2 separate regions of the Homo sapiens genome follow, and region 1 is linked to region 2. Evidence: read pairs that join two places in POLR2A ChIA-PET (ENCODE). Cell type or tissue: endothelial cell of umbilical vein. All regions are shown on one strand. Each heading gives the region's core, and the rest is flanking DNA. Links, peaks and the distances in the headings are about the cores only. Region 1 overlaps AFAP1L1 (actin filament associated protein 1 like 1). Region 2 overlaps HMGXB3 (HMG-box containing 3).

Region 1 (9,072 bases), core at 2,799-7,798, 680 kb before region 2:
GCCCTGTGGCCTCCCTTTTGCTTCTTATTTCCTTAGAGGATTCACACTAAATATATCTAAGGGACTAGGTCTAAATATTTCCATTTCATAGATGGAGAAGTTGGGGCTGAAAGAGAAGCTGACACCACACAAGTACCTTTGCCAGAGGTCAGAACTGAGGGCCTTTCCCTTCCCCATATCTCTGCAGGTGCCAATCAATACAAGTATGGCAAGAACCGAGCCGAGGAGGATGCCCGGAGGTACTTGGTAGAAAAAGAGAAGCTGGAGAAAGAGAAAGAGACGATTCGGACAGAGCTGATAGCACTGAGACAGGAGAAGAGGGAACTGAAGGAAGCCATTCGGAGCAGCCCAGGTACCTATGTGGGTGTGGTCCTGAGCACCTATGGGTGGCCAGCTCATCCTTGGGTACAGTAAAGGGAGGTCTCTTGCACAAGTCACCTGGTTTCTTACCCAAGAGAAGTGGGCTTCTCCTCCCCTCCTCCTTCTCCTCCTCCTCCTCTTCTTCTCCTCTTCATCATTATCATCATCATTCCTCCCAATTAAAGAAAGTGCCATCAATTTAATAACTTGTTTTGGAGGATGAAAAAGCATCACAATAATGTATACACTTAATGTAGTAAGAAGCAACCTGATTTTAGAAATATGAAGCACAGAAGTGTGCCTTAGAATCAAGGAAATAAGAGATGTCATTTTGAACCGCACCTTCATTCATTCACAGATATATGTGAGACATTGGTCCTAGTGCAGGGAATAATGGACATGACACTTTCCCAGGATCCTCTTCTGAAACCCAGGGACCTCAGCAGGCCCTGCCTGCTTTGGGCTTCTCCACACCCTATTTTCTGCTGTGTTTCCTTTGCATTCTCTCTAACTGTAGTTTGACACACTTTAAGCCTAAGGTTTCTTCACATGCTGGAGGGAGCAGAAGTCCTGTTTCTATATAACATGTCCACAAACATGTAGCCCTATGAGAATCTGGTGGACCTATGGACGCTTTCCTAAGAAGAAACACCACAGTTCACAATGCTGCAAAAAAAAGTTCAGGAGCTCATGTGGCTGCCTGTGGAGCCTATCCATAGATTGCCTAAGACTCCATGAACCTCAGATTAAGAACTTCTGGTTTAAAGGAGAAGACTTGTTCTGTGTGGCCAAGAACCAGAATCAATAGGAGGAAGGCACAGGAAGGCAGTTTGGTTTCCATATAAAGAATTTTCTGAGAGTCAGAACCAGGATTTGGAGCAAGTTGACTCTCCTTGTCCTGCTCAATTTTTTCCCCTATGGCACTACCACTGTGTAACATATCAGATTATTTATTATATTTATTATTTATTGTTTGCCACAGACACACAAATATAAGCACCATAAGGGCAAGGATCTTTGCCTGCTTTGTTCACTGATATATCTAGGGCCAAGGACAATGCCTGATACATGGTAAGCATTTTTAAAAAAAATTTTTTTTTAATTTTTGCATTAAAATTTTTTTTTAAATTTTGCACCATGCATTAAATACATGGTGAATGGTGAATATAAAGAGTTCAACATTACTGGAAAACCCTCCGGCACAGCCTCCCTCAGGGCAAAGAATGGAACTGATTTTTAAACCTGGTAAGACCCAACACAGCACTTGGCATGAGAAAGGTACTAATATAGGTTTGTTAGATTAAATCAAAAAAGTGGGCTGGGTGCCGTGGTTCATGCCTGTAATCCTGGCACTTTGGGAAGCCGAGGCAGGAGGCCTGTTTGAGTGCAGGAGTTCGACACCAGCCTGAGCAACATAATGAGACTTCATCTCTATTTTTCTAAAAGAAAGAAAATTTTTTAAAAATTTTTAAAGAAAATTTAAAAATAAAAATAAATTGAGGCTGGGTGCGGTGGCTCACGCCTGTAATCCCAGCACTTTGGGAGGCTGAGGTGGGCAGATCACAAGGTCAGGAGATCGAGACCATCCTGGCTAACACGGTGAAACCCCGTCTCTATTAAAAATACAAAACATTAGCCGGGTGTGGCGGCGGGTGCCTGTAGTCCCAGCTACTCAGGAGGCTGAGGCAGGAGAATGGCATAAACCCAGGAGGCAGAGCTTGCAGTGAGCCAAGATCACGCCACTGCACTCCAGCCTGGGTGACAGAGCGAGACTCCGTCTCAAGAAAAAAAAAAAAAAATTGAATAAGCAGCAAATCCTACTGAAAACTCTGGTGTCTGTAAAGCCCTGCTATGACACTTGTTTACAAGTAACAGAAACCAAAGCTAAACTGGCAGAGAAATGAAAGAAGATGTAATTGGAAAATTGAGCGATCTGGTGTAGTGGGGTCCAGGGACTTAAATGATGTCACCAGGAAGCTTATTTCTCACACTCATGCTTCTACCCTTCTCTCCTTTGGTTTCATTCTTCCCTTGTGATGCCACAATGGCTGCACAGTGCCAGCCCTCCCAGCCAACCCAAGCAGAGAGAGCTTCTCCTCCCAATGACCACCGCAGAGCCCTCTGGATTCACTCTGATTGGTCCGACTTTCATCCCTAATCCAATCACTGTCACCAGAAGATGAGTTGTGATTATGGGGCAGACCTAAGTTATGTGCCAAACCCTGGAACTAGAAGTAGAGTCAGCCCCACTCAAACTAAAGAGAATGGGGGTAGTGGGGCAGGTGCAGTGGCTCATGCCTGTAATCCCAGCACTTTGGGAGGCCAAGGCTGGTGGATTACTTGAGATCAGCAGTTTGAGACTAGCCTGGCCAACATGGCAAAACCCCATCTCTACTAAAAATACAAAAATTAGCTGGGTGTGCTGGCGTGTGCCTGTAGTCCCAGCTACTTGGGAGGCTGAGGCAGGAGGATCACTTGATCCCAGGAGGCGGAGGTTGCAGTGAGCTGAGATCACCCACTGCACTCCACCCTGGGCGACAGAGCGAGACTCCGTCTCAAAAAAAAAAGACAGAATGAGAGGGGGAAGGTGGTTTCCCAACGAAAACTCAGAGTGCTATTTCCAGGAGATGGTGAAATAGGAACCAGACATATGAAGAACATAATGAGACCTCATCTCATTATGGAGCTGGAATCCTAGTATGGAGCTGGAACCCCAAACCCAGAGTCCATCTCTTAACCAAGACTGGGGGCTGGAAGGGCCCTCTAGGAGGGGCAGACAAAGGCCTGAGGCCCTGCCAGATTCCCTGACATTTCAGGTCAGGTTCAGCTTTTTCTTATCAATGTCTCTTGATTCAGGAGCAAAATTAAAGGCTCTGGAAGAAGCCGTGGCCACCCTGGAAGCTCAGTGTCGGGCAAAGGAGGAGCGCCGGATTGACCTGGAGCTGAAGCTGGTGGCTGTGAAGGAGCGCTTGCAGCAGTCCCTGGCAGGAGGGCCAGCCCTGGGGCTCTCCGTGAGCAGCAAGCCCAAGAGTGGGGTGAGTCCAGGCCCTTCCATGCCAGGGGCAGCTACTCCTATGTCCCTCCACTCACTACAGATCTCTTCTTCATGATCATTCTTTGGAGGTAGGGGTTATGCCCACTTACAGACAAGAAAACTGAAGTCCAAAGAGGTGAAGGGCATGCCATGGGTGGCACAGCTAGGAAGAGGACTCTTGGAGCAATTTCTCTTGGTTTCTGGCCTGTTCTTGTCTCCACAACAGCAGCACCATTTGACTTTTTACCCTAAAGGTGATCTTAGAAATGGCCTTGGAGTTATTGATGATAATAGTAGCCAGCATACATTGAATAACAAACATGTGTGATCCATTACTATAGGCATCTTAACCTGTATTATCTCACACAATCTTCATGGCAGTCCTATGAGGTAGTTTAGGGGTTGACAGACAAGGAAGCTAAGGTTCAGAGATGTCGAATGACTTGCTCAAGGTCACTCCATGAAGTGGGAGACGGGATTCCAAACCCAGGAAGTCTAACTCCAGAGCCCTGCTCCAGAGCCCTCCAGGGCAACATGGCAAAACCCTGTCTCTACAAAAAATACAGCGGTCTCACATGCCCTCTCCTGAGATCTCCAGGGTACCAGGCCCTGTCCTCAGGGCTCTGCATCCATTATCTCTAATTCTCCCAGCAACTCTCTGAGGAAGATACGCTCACCTCCAATGGTGCTCTCTCAGAGAGAACTTCTCTGACCTCATCTACACCAGCGCTTCTCAACCCCAACACTACTGACATTTTGGACCAGTAATTCTTTCTTATAAGGGACTATTCTGTGCACCAGCAGGATGTTAGGGATGTTAAGGTCCTACCTAAGGATATCAAGTAGGATGTTAAGCAGCATCTCTAGCTTGTACTCACTGGTTGCCAGTAGCACCTCCCTTCCAGTGACAACCAAAATATCTCCAGAAATTGCCAGATGTCCCTCGGGAGAGCAAAAAACTGACCCTGGTTGGTCTAAATTACCAACAGCTGCCTCTATTATTCTTCCTCATAGCACTTAACCACAATTTGTGTGTATGTGTGTGTGTATATATATTTGTGTCCTTGCTTGTCCAATGTCTGTCTTCTCCACTAGATTGTATTTTTGTTAAGAATTGGACTACATCCATTTGTTTATCATTACATTCCAGACCCTTTACAGAAAAATAGTAGGAGTATAAGAAATATTTGTCAAATGAATAAATGTTTTGCCTGCTTTCGGGTGAGGAAATTGAGACTCAAAGAGATGAAATAACTTGTCTGTTAAGTATGACTTGTCAGGAGGCAATGTGTCATTATTATTGTTGTCCCAGGTCACATTTCCTGGTCACACCACACCTGATTGAGCCAGTGCTGTGTCTTACATCCCTACACTTCCTTTCCATGGGGTGTTTCCAACCTCATTGTATAGATGAAAAACATGACAGCCAAGGACAAAACAACTTCCCAGAGTCACAGAGGGCTGGTGGAGGAGCTAGCACTAGTTCATTCATCCCAGCTGCTTCCTCCCACCAGCATGACCTGATATTCCCATTCCAGAGCACTTCTCCCTGGGTTTTGGATCCTTTTAACATTCTTTGGAGATAAAGAGAAGCTTTCTCTAAATTCCTTGCAGGTTTAGCTGTTAAGATGTCACCCTTAAGGAGCTACATCTAGTAAGATATTAATACTAAGCAATTATCTGGAAAAATGTAAGGGGTAAAGTTAATTTCAAAAATGAGAAGGAATACAGGAGAGAGGTTAAAAGTCAGGCTGTGGGGCCAGGCATGGTAACTCATGCCTATAATCCCAGCACTTTGGGAGGCTGAGATGGGCAGATCACTTGAGGCCAGGAGTTCGAAACCAGCCTGGCCAACATGGTGAAACCCCATCTCTACTAAAAACGCAAAAATTAATTGGGCATGGTGGCACATGCCTGTCCCAGCTACTCCGGAGGCTGAGGCAAGAGAATCACTTGAACCTGGAAGGTGGACCTCCAGCCTTGGCAAGAGAGCAAGACTCTGTCTTACAAAAAAAAAAGAAAGAAAGGAAAGAAAGAAAGAAAGGGCTATGGGATTGGAATCCTGGTTCTCCCACTCACTAGCCACATGACCTTGCACAGTAATTTGACCTTCCCCATTTCCTCACCTATAAAATGGAATGACTAATAATAGTACCTACTTCATAGGCTTGTTGAAAAGCTAAAGGAGCTAATTCACACAATGCTTTGTACGTAGTGAGGTTCAGTAATTTTAGTTGTCATTATCGTTATCTGAAGGTCCTCAAGTATCTTCTCTCACCTTGTTCAATGCTGTCATGTTTGCCAGGTGCCTTTTATTTTAAAGTTCCTCATGCAGCCAGGCACAGTAGCTCACACCTGTAATCCCAGCACTTTGGGAGGCCAAGGTGGGTGGATTGCTTCAGCCCAGGAGTTTGAGACCAGCCTGGGCAACTTAGTGAAACCCCATCTCTACTAAAAATACAAAAATTAGCCAGGCCTGGTGGTACACACCTGTAATCCCAGCTACTCGAGAGGCTGAGGTATAAGAATCGCTTGAACCCAGGAGGCAGAGGTTGCAGTGAGCCAAGCTCGTGCCACTGCGCTCCCGCCTGGGTGACAGAGACTCTGTCTCAAAAATAAAAATAAAAATAATAAAGTGTCCTCATGCTTTTGAGGGCAGGCTGGGTGTGTAGGTAGCCATCACCAGATCTCACCTATATAATTATTTATTGCCATCAACAGGAAACTGCAAATAAACCCCAGAACAGCGTTCCAGAGCAACCTCTCCCTGTCAACTGTGTTTCTGAGCTGAGGAAGAGGAGCCCATCCATCGTAGCCTCCAACCAAGGAAGGGTGCTACAGAAAGCCAAGGTAGAGCCATAGTTCTGCTCCTCAAAAATCAGAGATCTGGTAGCCCCCTTTCTATGGAACTTCACCCAAAACCAAAAAATCAACTAGTGAGAAAGGTAGAGAATTGCCAATGCATTTATACAATGAAACTCATGAACCTTCCTCAGAAGGGGTAATCCTCAGATCTTATTCAGAACCTATTCACTCTTTGTTAACACATATTTCTAACAAGCTTAATCATCTGGTTTCTGAGCCTACAATGTGTTTTCAGACAGGACAGGTTCCATTTCATTGATGAGGTAACTGAAAATCGAGGACGATGGGACTTGCCCAGGGCTATGCAAGGTATCACTGCAAAAGCAAAGAAGCAAACCCACCTCTTCCAATTCTAAGTCCATGGCTCCCTCCAGGATGCTGGTCCACAGTCCCTTCTGTGTGACTCTTGGGGGTCAGCTGTGTTTCAGAACTTTTTGGATTTTATAAAGGTAATATGGTACCTACACTAACACATGATGAAAACCTCAATATGTCCTCAGGTGGTACCATGTAAGCAAACATGTTAATAATTCTACGGCAAGACATAGGAATATATATAGCACATGGAGTGAATAAAGATTATAAACAGTCATATCAGGTCAGGTCAAGTTTTGCCACCAAATGAGTCTATACCAAAACAATGGAGAAATATTTTGGTTTCACAGCTTTCTGGATTTCAGAATTGCAGATAAAAGTGTGGACCTGTCCTGGTCCATTTTTTGCTGCTTATAACAGAATACCTGAACCTGGATCATTTATAAAGAAACAGAATGTATTTCTTAAGAGTTTGGGAGGCCGAGAAGTCTCAGGTTGACGGGCCATATCTGGCAAGGGCCTTCTTGCTGATGGGGTCTCTCTGCAGTCTGGAGGCGGCCCAGGGCATCACAGGGTGAGGGGGCTGAACATGTTAGCTCAGGTCTCTCTTCCTCTTTTTATAAAGCCACCAGTTCCACTCCCATGATAACCCATTAATGCATTAACTCATTAATGCCTTTATCCATGAACGGATTAATCCATATTCATGAAGATAGAGCCCTCATGACCCAATCACCTCTTAAAGGCTGCACCTCTCAATACTGCCACATTAGGGATTAAATTTCAACATCAGTTTTGGAGGGACAGACATTCCAATCATAGCAGGACCTGAAAAACAAATGCCAGGCACATCAGATATGCTCAGGAAGCCTTTCTAGACCTGTCTGGCAGCAGCACAGAATGTCTGAAAAACTGGTAGGAGATGAGACTGGAAAGACAGTTTGATATAGAAGGACCTAAATTCCAAGCTAAGAAATGTGGAGACTGATGAGTTTTCAAGGAACAATCTCTTTTTTAAATATGAAAATATAAAATTAATCTTTATTAATTTAAAATAAAAGGGGGAGAATGGAATGGTGGTTGCCAGAGGCTGAGGGCTGGGGGAACTGGGGAGATGTTGGTCAAAGGATACAAAGTTTCAGTTTTAAGAAGACTAAGTTCTGGGGATCTAATGTACAGAATCATGGCTACAGTTAACAATACCATATTGCATACTCGAAATTTGTTTTAAAAAGTCACTTTTTACTGTTCTCACCACACACACACACACAAATGATAACTAGGTGAGGTGAGATGTGTTAACTAAACTTGACTGTGATAATCATTTCACAATATGTCAAATCAAAAAAATAGTTCAAATTAGAAACATAATAAAAGGGGGAACACCCTATTTAAAGTAGTGGAAAACTCCAATTTCGTTCATTCAAGAAACACATATTAAGCACCTGCTAAATGCTTGACACTTCACTAAACACTCTTGAACATGTTCCTTCATTCCATCTTTGCAATAACCAAGTAAAGTGGGCATTCTTAGCCCCATTTCACAGCGGAGAAGACTGAAGTTTAAGTGGTAGATAAACCAGTGAACAAGACAGATGAGGTCCTGGTTTTCAAGGAACTTCCAAGCCAGTGAAAGGAGACAGATAATACATAAGTGCCCTGTTAATGTAAGAAGATAATTCCAGAAAGTGATACAACTACAAATATATACATATATATATACATATATATAGAAAGGGACAGAGACTGGGAGTAGGGTTGGAGCAATATACACAGTGGTCAGAGAGGGCCTCTCCTAGCAGTGACCCAAATGATGGGAAAGGAACATGAGAAGATCTAGAGCAGAAGCTTTCCAGCAAGAGGGGACAGCAGGTGCAAAAGCTCTCAAGCGTGCCTGATGGCCAGATGGAGGCCAGAGCAGCTGGAGCAAAGAGGGAAAGCGAGCGTGGAAACCATGAAGGGGGAAGAGGCAGGCAGTGCCTGATCATTTATGAGCTGAAATTGCATATCATATTAGAATACATTTAAAGGACAGCTGTTTATTAGCTTCATATCAACACTGCTGTGGGAATCGGCAACATTTTGTCTAGGATCACACCAGCACGGACTTTTAAAATGCATGGCTTGGCCAGGCACAGTGGCTCACACCTGTAATCCTAGCACTTTGGGTGGCTGAGGTGGGAGGATCCTTGAACCCAGGAGTTCGAGATCAGCCTGGGCAACATGGCGAAACCCTGTGTCTACAAAAACTACAAAAAAATTAGCCGGGTGTGGTGGCACATGCCTATAGTCCCAGCTACTCCATAGGCTGAGGTGGGAGGATCACTTGAGCCCAGTGGGAGGGGTGAGGCTACAGTGAGCCCTGATCACACCACTGCACTCCAGCCTAGATGACACTAAGTGAGACCCTGTCTCAAAAAAAGCATGGCTCTATGTCTAGGCTGGAGCTGCATCCTCAGGTTGGAATTGAATTTCAGAGCCTAAGAGGGAAGAGTCTT
Region 2 (9,072 bases), core at 2,302-7,301:
TTCTTTCTGAGCTACCAGTTGTAGGACCAAGAAGATTTCTAAAAGTCTTAGAACCTCAGGATGCGAGGACTGGCAAAGATTTCAGGGATTATGTGGTCCATATGTTCTTAATGGGGGTGAGGGGGTTGTAGATAGATCTCCATGGGATCCATGAACTCACCTCAAGTTTTATACAAACTTTTTTCCTGGAATGGATTCCATGACTTTTATAAAATTTTCGTAAGCATACATGATTTAGGAAAATGAGCAGCCACTGATCTAATTCAATACTGTGATCGTACAGATTAGGAAAAGGGCCATAGGAGAGAAAGGACTTGTTCAAGGTTACAAGACAAGTCAGACTGGATTCGTTTCTTGATTCCCAGTTGATATTTTTTTCAGCATCGGGGCTGAGATTTATCCCTGTTTATCTTTTTCTCACACTATTATAAATGGCATTTTTAGAAAATTTTCAATATCTGATTGCCTACAACTAGTATATCGTAATACAATTGATTGCTTTGTATATTGGGCTTGTATTCTACAACTTTGCTTAACTCACTTATTAGTTCTGGTAACTTTTGTAGATGCTGTTGGGTTTCCTACAAAGTTAATCATGCTGTCTACAAGTAATGACAGTTTTATATGTCCTTTCTGATTTGAATTCCTTCTTTTTCTTGCCTTATGATATTGTCTAGGACTTCTGGTACAATGCTGAATAGAAGTGGTAAGAGCAGACATCTTTGTCTTGTCCTCATGTAAGGAGGAAAGGATTCAGTCCTTCTTCATTAAGTATATTAACTATAGGTTTTTCCTACATGCCCTTTATCATGTTTAGGTAGTTCCCTCTATTCCTAATTTTCTGAAAGCTTTTATCAGGAATGCATGTTGGATTTTTTCAAATGCTTTTTCTGTGTCTATTGAGAGTATTATAAGAATTTTCCGGAAGTTGGTTAAGGTGGTGAATTTCACTATTACTCAAATTTTAAACCACCCTTGTATTCCTGGGACAAACCCCATTTGACAGTGATGTAGTATCCCTCTCATAGATTGTTGGATTTCATTTGCTAAAAAGTTTGCTCAGAATTTGGCTCAGAATTTCCTTATACAGTCTCTGTCCACTTTTCATATCAGGGTAATGCTTGCCTCTTAAAATGACTTGGGAAGTATTTTCTCCACCTCAGTTCTTTTCCTTAAATGGTAGTATTACCAGTGAAGTCATCTGGGCCTGGAGTTTTCTTTGTGAGAAGGTTTTTAACTGCAAGCCCAATTTTAAAAATATGTATAGGACTATTCAGACTGTCTCTTTGAGTGAGCATTTGGTATTTTGGCTTTCAAGGAATTTGTCCATTTCATTTAGGCTGTTAAATTTATTGACATAAAGTTGTTCATAACATTCCCTTATTACCCTGTAATAAACAATGTACTTATCTACAAAGATAATTTGAACTGTTGTTTCCCTATTGCTGACAGATGAAAAAGTTTAGACCTTAAAATAATACCTGATTGTTGGCCACTTCTGGTTAAGGCCACTCTCTCCAGCTTTCCAGTGACAGGTAATGCTTTACATTACAACCAACTAATATTCTAAGATTCTTAGAAATGGACAAACCACTTGTTGCTTATTTTGATTGTTTCTGGACAGTTACTACCTGTGTGGAAAAATTCAGGGTGCTAAACAACAGTGTCACTTTATGGCCTGGTACTACACTAGAGCATGTCACAAGTTCGCAAGGGCGGTGGCTGCTCCCTCTACTAACGGATACTACCAGAGACCTTCACACAGTGCAGACCTCGGTTACTAACACCTAAATATTAACACCCATGGGATTTGCAGTCCCTATGTTCATGTCTAGTACTTGGGTAAGCTCCACACCAGGCACATATTGTTTTATGCAATCTTTAAAGACATCTGCAATAGACAATATGCAGTTTAAACAAACTGTGAGGTTTATAAACAGAGAATTCTTTACGTTTGCTATTATGTCATAACAGGCACAATCTGAAATACAATTTTGTACTAGCAGTGTATAAAAATACTTTTAAACGATACTTTCGATAGGTACAGTAGCACTTTAAAGAAAACCACTGTGTAGTTATTCCTTTTGAGGACCTACTAAAACAGTTCAACTTACTGCCCCCAGCTACATCTAAAGCACGAATGTGGAAAGCAAGTTCTCTTACCCAGGTACACACCACACACACCCACATGCTGAAACAGTCTCCATTTATGATGCATGCTGATGAGGCATCAATCTCAAACAGGGTATGAGATGACAGTGTTTGGTGCCTGTTTCCATTTCCAGGTTTGGTATGAATGAACAAGAGGCAAAGGCAAGGTGGAGTCTGTGTATGGGCCCTCTCTAGGAGTTTAATCTGGCATATCAATATTTAACTTGGGAGGTGGGGGAACATATTTCCCAGGGATTAAAACTACCTGGTCTTCCCAAACACTGGAGCAATTTTCGGAGCTTCTGGAACCAATGTTTCTTCAGCACCTTCGCTATCTTCCTGATGGAGATCATATGAAATGTTCCCATATTCTCTTAAAAATGGGAAAATTTCAAGCAGAAACTGGCAGAAGTCTCTGCGAATACCAAACCACCAATGATTGCCCCTTTTTGGCCTAAATGTTGTGGTCATTAAAGTTAGTAACAAAAGCCAAAGGGGGACAGATATGGAGATACAGGAGAATGTATTGCGGCCATCCAGTCTGTGAACCAGCAGGACTTCAAAGGTGAGCAGGGCACGATGACAGTCGTTATCCAGCTGATGGCCATGGTCACGTGTGTTCTTCACTGCCCTGGTAGTTCTCATTTGTTCTTTTTCTAGTTTCTTAAGGTAGAAGCTGATGTCATTGATTCAAAACCTTTCTTTTCTTTTCTTTTCTTTTTTTGGTAAATAAGGTTTCACTCTGTTGCCCATGTTAGAGTGCAGTGGCACAATCATGGCTCACTGCATCCTTGACTTCCTGGGATCCACCTACCTGCCCCAGTCTCTCAGGTAGCTGGGACCACAGGTGCATACCACCACACCCAGCTAATTGTTTCAAATTATTTGCAGAGATGGGGGTCTCTCTGTGTTGCCCAGGCTGGTCTTAGAACTCCTGGGCTCAAGCAATCCTCCTGCCTTGGCCTCCAAAAGTATTGGAATTACAGGCGTGAGCCACCGTGCCCAGCTCTTTCTTTCTTTTCTAATGTAGGTGCTTACTGCTATGAATTTCCCTCTAAGCACTGCTTTAGTGGCATTCCACAAATTCTGATATGGTGTGTTTTCATTTTCATTCAATTCAAATACTTTCTAATTTACTTCTTTGACCTATGAGATACTTAGAAGCGTATTATTTACTCTGCAAATATTTGGGGATTTTCCAGATATCTTTCTGTTATTGATTAATAATTTAATTCCACTGTGGCCTGACCTTTTTGATTTATTTAAACTGAATCCCTTTAAATTTATTGAGACTTGTCTTACGGCCCAGAATGTGGTCTGTCTTGATAAATGTTATGTACACTTGAAGAGAATGCATAGTCTGCTATTGGGTGGAATGTTCTATACATATCTAATTAGGTCAAGTTGATTGATAACGTTCAACCCTTTTATATCCTTACTGATTTTGTCTACTTGTTCTATCAATTATAAGAGAAGGCATCTGGCCGGGCACGGTGATATGTGCCTGTAACCCTAGCACTTTGAGAGACTGAGGCAGAAGGATTGCTTGAGCCCAGGAGTTCAAGACCAGCCTGGACAAGGCAGGGAGACCCCGTCTCTACAAAAAGCAAAAAATAGTTGGGTGTGGTGGTACACACCTATAGTCCCAGCTACTCAGGGCTGAGGTGGGAGGATTGCTTGGGCCCAGTAGTTGGAGGATACAGTGAGCTGTGATCGTGCCACTGCACTGTAGCCTGAGCAACAGAGTGAGACTCTGTCTCAAAAAAAAAAAAAAAAAAAAAGGAGGTGACATTTAACTATCCTTGTAGATTTGTCTGTTTCTTACAGTTCTCTTAATTTTTGTGTCGCAAATTTTGACTCTCTTGCGAAGTATGTAAACATGTAGGATTGTTGTGCCCTCTTGATAAATTGGCCCCTTTGTTATTACAAAATGACCTTTATCTCTAGTAATCTTTGCTCTGAAATCTACTTTGTCTAATATCTAGCTTTTAAAAATTATTGTTACATCAAGAAATCTATTTTTCCATCCTTTTAACTAATTTATATCTACATAAAGTGTTTTTGTTTTGTTCTGCTTTGTGTAGATAGCATATAGTTTCAATATAAAAGCAAGACCCTCTGACAGTCTCTGTCTTTAAAAGAGGTGGTTTAAGCCATTTATATTTAATGTGATTATTGATATGGTTACATTTAGATCTATTATTATTTGTCTCATCAATTTTGTTCTGCCTTCTTCTGATATAAGTATTTTTTATGGATCTGCTTTCTTTTATTGGCTTATTAGCTATTGACTTTGTTTTGGTTATTTTAGTAGTTTCTTTAGGGCTAAAGTACATATTTTTAACTTATAAGTTTATCTTCAGAGATCTCTACTGAGATAAACAATATGTTGTAGATAATAAAGCTGCAATATTTTAAAATAGGAACAGCCTGCAGCTTTGACTCATGGAGAAACTGGTTATTTCTCCTGAGTCTTTATTCTCCTGGAAATTACTGTTCTTTCATGCTCTAATAAATGTCAGCCAAGCACTTCTAGAAAAGTGTTTTATGATTAATACTTAGGACTGAAACGTCATCCTTGAACATTAGCACTTTTTTTCCTAAAGTCATTTCTCTAGCCTACTTAACAATGTTAAGAATTTCCAAGTCCATGGTAATTTACTTATGAAACTAACCTATCTTAAATTTTTACTCTGCTTTCTTGAGGTGTTCAGAATGAGAATTATACATTGGCCATAACCTGAGAAAGGATCAGAGATGTTTTATATTCCACTATTAATAGTCTCTCACAAGCATGTAGAATCTAAGTGAATGTTTTCTCATTTCTTATCTCACTTTCTCAGCAAGACACGCCTATAAAATAGGAAGAACAGGCGATTTTACAGAGGAAGAAACTCAGGGCCCAAGAGTTAAGGTTCCTTACCACCAGGTCACTCAGTGTATTAGTGGCAAAATTGGAACCCAAAGCCTGGTCTTCCTCTTTTTGGTGCCATACCACTTCACGCTCATCCTTGACTTAATACCACTGTCATAATTGGAAGCCATAATTGAAGCCTTTTCCTTAGGCTTCCTTGCAGAGGTAGCTAATGGTAGTTTGGTGTTTCCCCAAGGAAGCTTTTTGCGTTTTGGCTGGGCTAGGGAAGCTGGGATTAATAGCTGAGTAAACATTCATATGTGACAGAACAAATATGACAGAGAAATGGGTTTTTTTCCAGCCTTAATCTAGAAGCGGAGCATGACTAATGAATGAGTCGTTTTTATTTGTAGCTGAAATATTATAACCCATAGTAATACATTTTGCTCAAAGGGAGATCAGTGGAGATGATAAGAGCCAGTGGCTATATATATTAATATGCAAATAACTACATTCTGTTGAGTATCAAAGGATAGGGCCTGGCTTATAGTCCTGAACTGCCCTTATTTTTTCAGTGACCATGGATCTATTTTTATTCTGAATCCCAGGTCCTTGGTTGTCTGAAGAATGAAGATGAAGCAAATTCTTTGAAGTATTTAGAGCCAGAGGGTGCAGCTGGATGCATAGAAGGAATGTTGGGCCAAGAATAGAGAAATATGGGTTCTAGGTCTAGCTCTGCCCTTGATTGATGATTTGAGGCAAAGCATTTAAACCTCAGTAGTAATAATACGTACTTAATACGATTGCTGAGAGTATTAAATGAAATATTGGTAAAGTGTTTAGCATTGTGTGGTGCCTAGCTCAATGCATAGCAACTATCACTTTCTTCATTCTTCTGGTACCTAACTGTAATGTTGGGCAATTGTCTTTCCCCATTTGAACTTAGTTTCTCCATTTCTAAAGAGTGAATTTGTTGTATTGTAGGACCTTTCCAACACTGACCTTTTATGATATGATTATGAATTGGTTATCTTTCCACAAGCTTGTGACCTCCTGGTGTTGCTGTGATTATAGTGGTCATCAGTCTGAGAGAGGTTGTTCTATTGATTCTGATGTGCTCTTTATTTACAGACCACTACATATACCCGCCGGGGCCATGGGACATGCACCAGCCCAGGGTGCTCCTTTACATATGTCACCAGGCACAAGCCACCTAAGTGCCCTACCTGTGGTAACTTCCTAGGAGGGAAGTGGATCCCAAAGGTAAGGTCCATTGGCTGTTGCTGCTTTGGAAGCCTCACAGAATAGACTTTCTGTTTGCCATTAGGAACAGGTGATTTTTAAAAAGTTAACATTTGTTTTTACTGTCTGACTATACAAGTAAATCATTTCCATTGTATATAGTTTGTTTAAAAAATACAAAAGAAAAATGGAATAAATTGTTATCCAAACTCATATACCATCCAAAGAAAAGCCATTATTAACATTTTGGTGTACTTCTTTCCAGTCTTTTTTTCTGTGAATAAGTTCTGTATCTGTTTTTTTCTTCTTCTTTCCCTTCTTTTTTTTTTCCAGTAGAGATGGGGTCTTCCTTTGTTGCTCTGGCCTCAAACAGTCTCCTGTCTCGGCCTCCCAAAGTGCTGGGATTACAGCACTGTGAGCACTGTTTTCCCTTTTATTTTTCTTTCTGTTTTTTCGTGGATATCTCCAATACTATAATATTTTGCTTTTTTTAATTTAACATATCATGCCTTTAAATAGTCTTCAAAATAGTACCTGTTTCATAATTTCCATGAACTACTACACCATGTTTATTTACTTGTTTCTGTCATCCCCCCGTCTGTATATAGAGATGTCTGTATCTATATGTCTTTAACATTTTTATTTAACACTCATCATCAGTTAACAATGTTTCTGTTTATGTCACATTGTGAGTTCCTTAATGACCTTGGTATCTCCCACAGCCTTTGCCCATAGAAGACACTCAATAAATAAATGAGCATCACTGCTGTGCCCTTCTGAAGTTCCGTTTAACATGTTGTCACCTGTGTATGCTTGGTGCGAACTAGATAAAACATATATACTTGCCACATTTTTTATATGAAACTATACATTTTAAGGGCTAAAATGGATGGAAGAGGCAGTAAATTCTCACCTAGTTCAGAGAGGAGAGACATTTATAAGGACTGAGACAGACAGGCAAGGTATTATAGAAGAGAGAGAGTTGAAGATTCAACAGAATTTGGGTGGGTAGAAAAGGAAAGAGAGGACATTATTTTAGTGAAAATGGCTTAGGTTAGGTTCGTGATTATCACATGTTTAACTCAGCATGGTCCAAACTTGTATGTGTAGAAAAACCTTGTATAGCAGCATACCTTAAACTTCTCTGGGGCAATTTTCACATCTCTTTGAGAAATACTGGGATGGTGACTTTTGCCCTCTGGATGAGTGTTTTGGCTTCTGGCTAAGTTCAGGGTAGCACTAATTCCAGGAGACAGGATAATTAAGAACACAATTCTGGAGTTAGCTACCTCAGTTCAGACCCCTGCTTCCCAAGGTTTTTAACTATGTAATCTTGGTCAAGACATTCTATATCTGTTCCTGGATTTAAGTTTTGTCTCATCTGTCAATGGAAGTTAGTACCTACTTCATTAGGGATGTTAGCAGGGTCAAATAAGATTATCCATATAGACTAAATGGCAGTTTCTGGTACATATTAAATCCTCAGTGAATGTCCTGCTATCATCATGATAGACATCAATGTAATTATTAGCCCTACTATTGCTCTTCATGTTGTCAGGAAGGGCCTAGTGCTAATGTCTCACAGGGGGTTTTGTCTAAGGCTCTTGTGCCATCTTCTCTGATGTGCCTCTCTGAAGCCATCAGTGTATTCACAATGTATTCCCCAAAAAGGCAGTTCTCTAACTGCAGTGGGGAGATTGAACTGGATAGTAGTCAGAATCTTCCTTGGCCTTTCTTGACCAATGCGAAACAGGTCTCAAATGACCATATTTCCTGTGCTTATACATGAAAGACTGTCAGTGATCACTGTGGGCTTATCCCTCCTTCAGGCTATTTTTACTTTGGCTTTTTCATTTCTTGTATGTGTGGCTTTCTTTTTCATTTCTTGTATGTGTGGTTTTTTTTCCACTTTGAAATAACTTTTTTTTTTGGGACAGAGTCTCTTGCTATGTTGCCTAGGCCCATTTCAAATTCTTGGTCTCAAGTGATCCTCCTGCCTCAGCTTCCTGAGTAGCTGGTACTATAGGCATATGACATCATACCATCATACCTGGCTTTAACTGAAACAGCTTTTTTTTTTTTTTTTGAAGATAGAGTCTTGCTCTATTGTCCAGGCTGGATAGCACGATCTCAGCTCACTGCAACCTCTACCTCCCTGGTTCAAGTGATCCTTATGTCTCAGCCTCCCGAGTAGCTGGGATTACAGGCATGTGCCACCACAGCCAGCTAGGTTTTTTTGTATTTTTAGTAGAAATGGGATTTCACCATGTTGGCCAGGCTGGTGTCGAACTCCTGGCCTCAAGTGATCCACCTGCCTCCCAAAGTGTTGGGATTACATGTGTGAGCCATGGTGCCCAGCCTGAAAAACTTTAGAGCCATGGTTCTCTTACTAAGATCAAGCTCATGGCATGAAAACAATTTTTTTCTTAGCTACCTTCCCCCATCTTGACTTGCTAAGTCAGAATTTACCAATGTGTTCTGCAAGGATTACCATGTCAAGAGTAGATACTGTGATTTCTAAAGCTTATAGAAACAGAATGAGTGTGAGAAGACAGGTAACATTTTACCATCAGTGCACTTAGAATTTTAGAAATAAATTGACTTTGATTATCAGCTACTTCAACTCTTTTGAGTTTCCAGCTAAGGAAAAATAGATTTTGAAAAAGCGACTTACTAAATTCACACAGCCAATTATCCCATTGCCTTTTCCACTAAACCACACTTCTCAGGCATTGCTGTGCTGTTTAGCTGCAGAATGTAAGACAAGCTTGTCCAACCTATGGCCCAGGATGGCTTTGAATGAAGCCCAACACAAATTCATAAAC

Evidence for each region. ChIA-PET counts read pairs that join two places held together with the same protein. Peaks named below come from ENCODE experiments on the same cell type or tissue, not always from the same donor. Only the 100,000 strongest peaks of a DNase experiment are listed, where the experiment ranks them.
Region 1: POLR2A ChIA-PET joins it to region 2 with 10 read pairs; 1 of 35 experiments calls an interaction of 5 or more read pairs at or near these places.

Annotation. Positions count from the first base shown.
Region 1 is chr5:149,329,479-149,338,550 of GRCh38, forward strand. AFAP1L1 (actin filament associated protein 1 like 1) reads left to right here. Exons shown (of 19, transcript NM_152406.4): 16 at 188-352; 17 at 3,217-3,395; 18 at 6,116-6,244. It overlaps LOC124901103 (a long non-coding RNA gene), which reads right to left and starts at 664. Exons shown (of 2, transcript XR_007058989.1): 1 at 451-664. In endothelial cell of umbilical vein, for the core only: no CTCF peak of the experiment used is centred there; a DNase peak (open chromatin) is centred at 4,823; H3K27ac peaks cover 2,180 bases.
Region 2 is chr5:150,012,430-150,021,501 of GRCh38, forward strand. HMGXB3 (HMG-box containing 3) reads left to right here. Exons shown (of 20, transcript NM_014983.3): 6 at 6,137-6,268. Among named protein-coding and RNA genes, the nearest start is that of HMGXB3, 16 kb to the left of the region's middle. In endothelial cell of umbilical vein, for the core only: no CTCF peak of the experiment used is centred there; a DNase peak (open chromatin) is centred at 5,342; H3K27ac peaks cover 1,277 bases.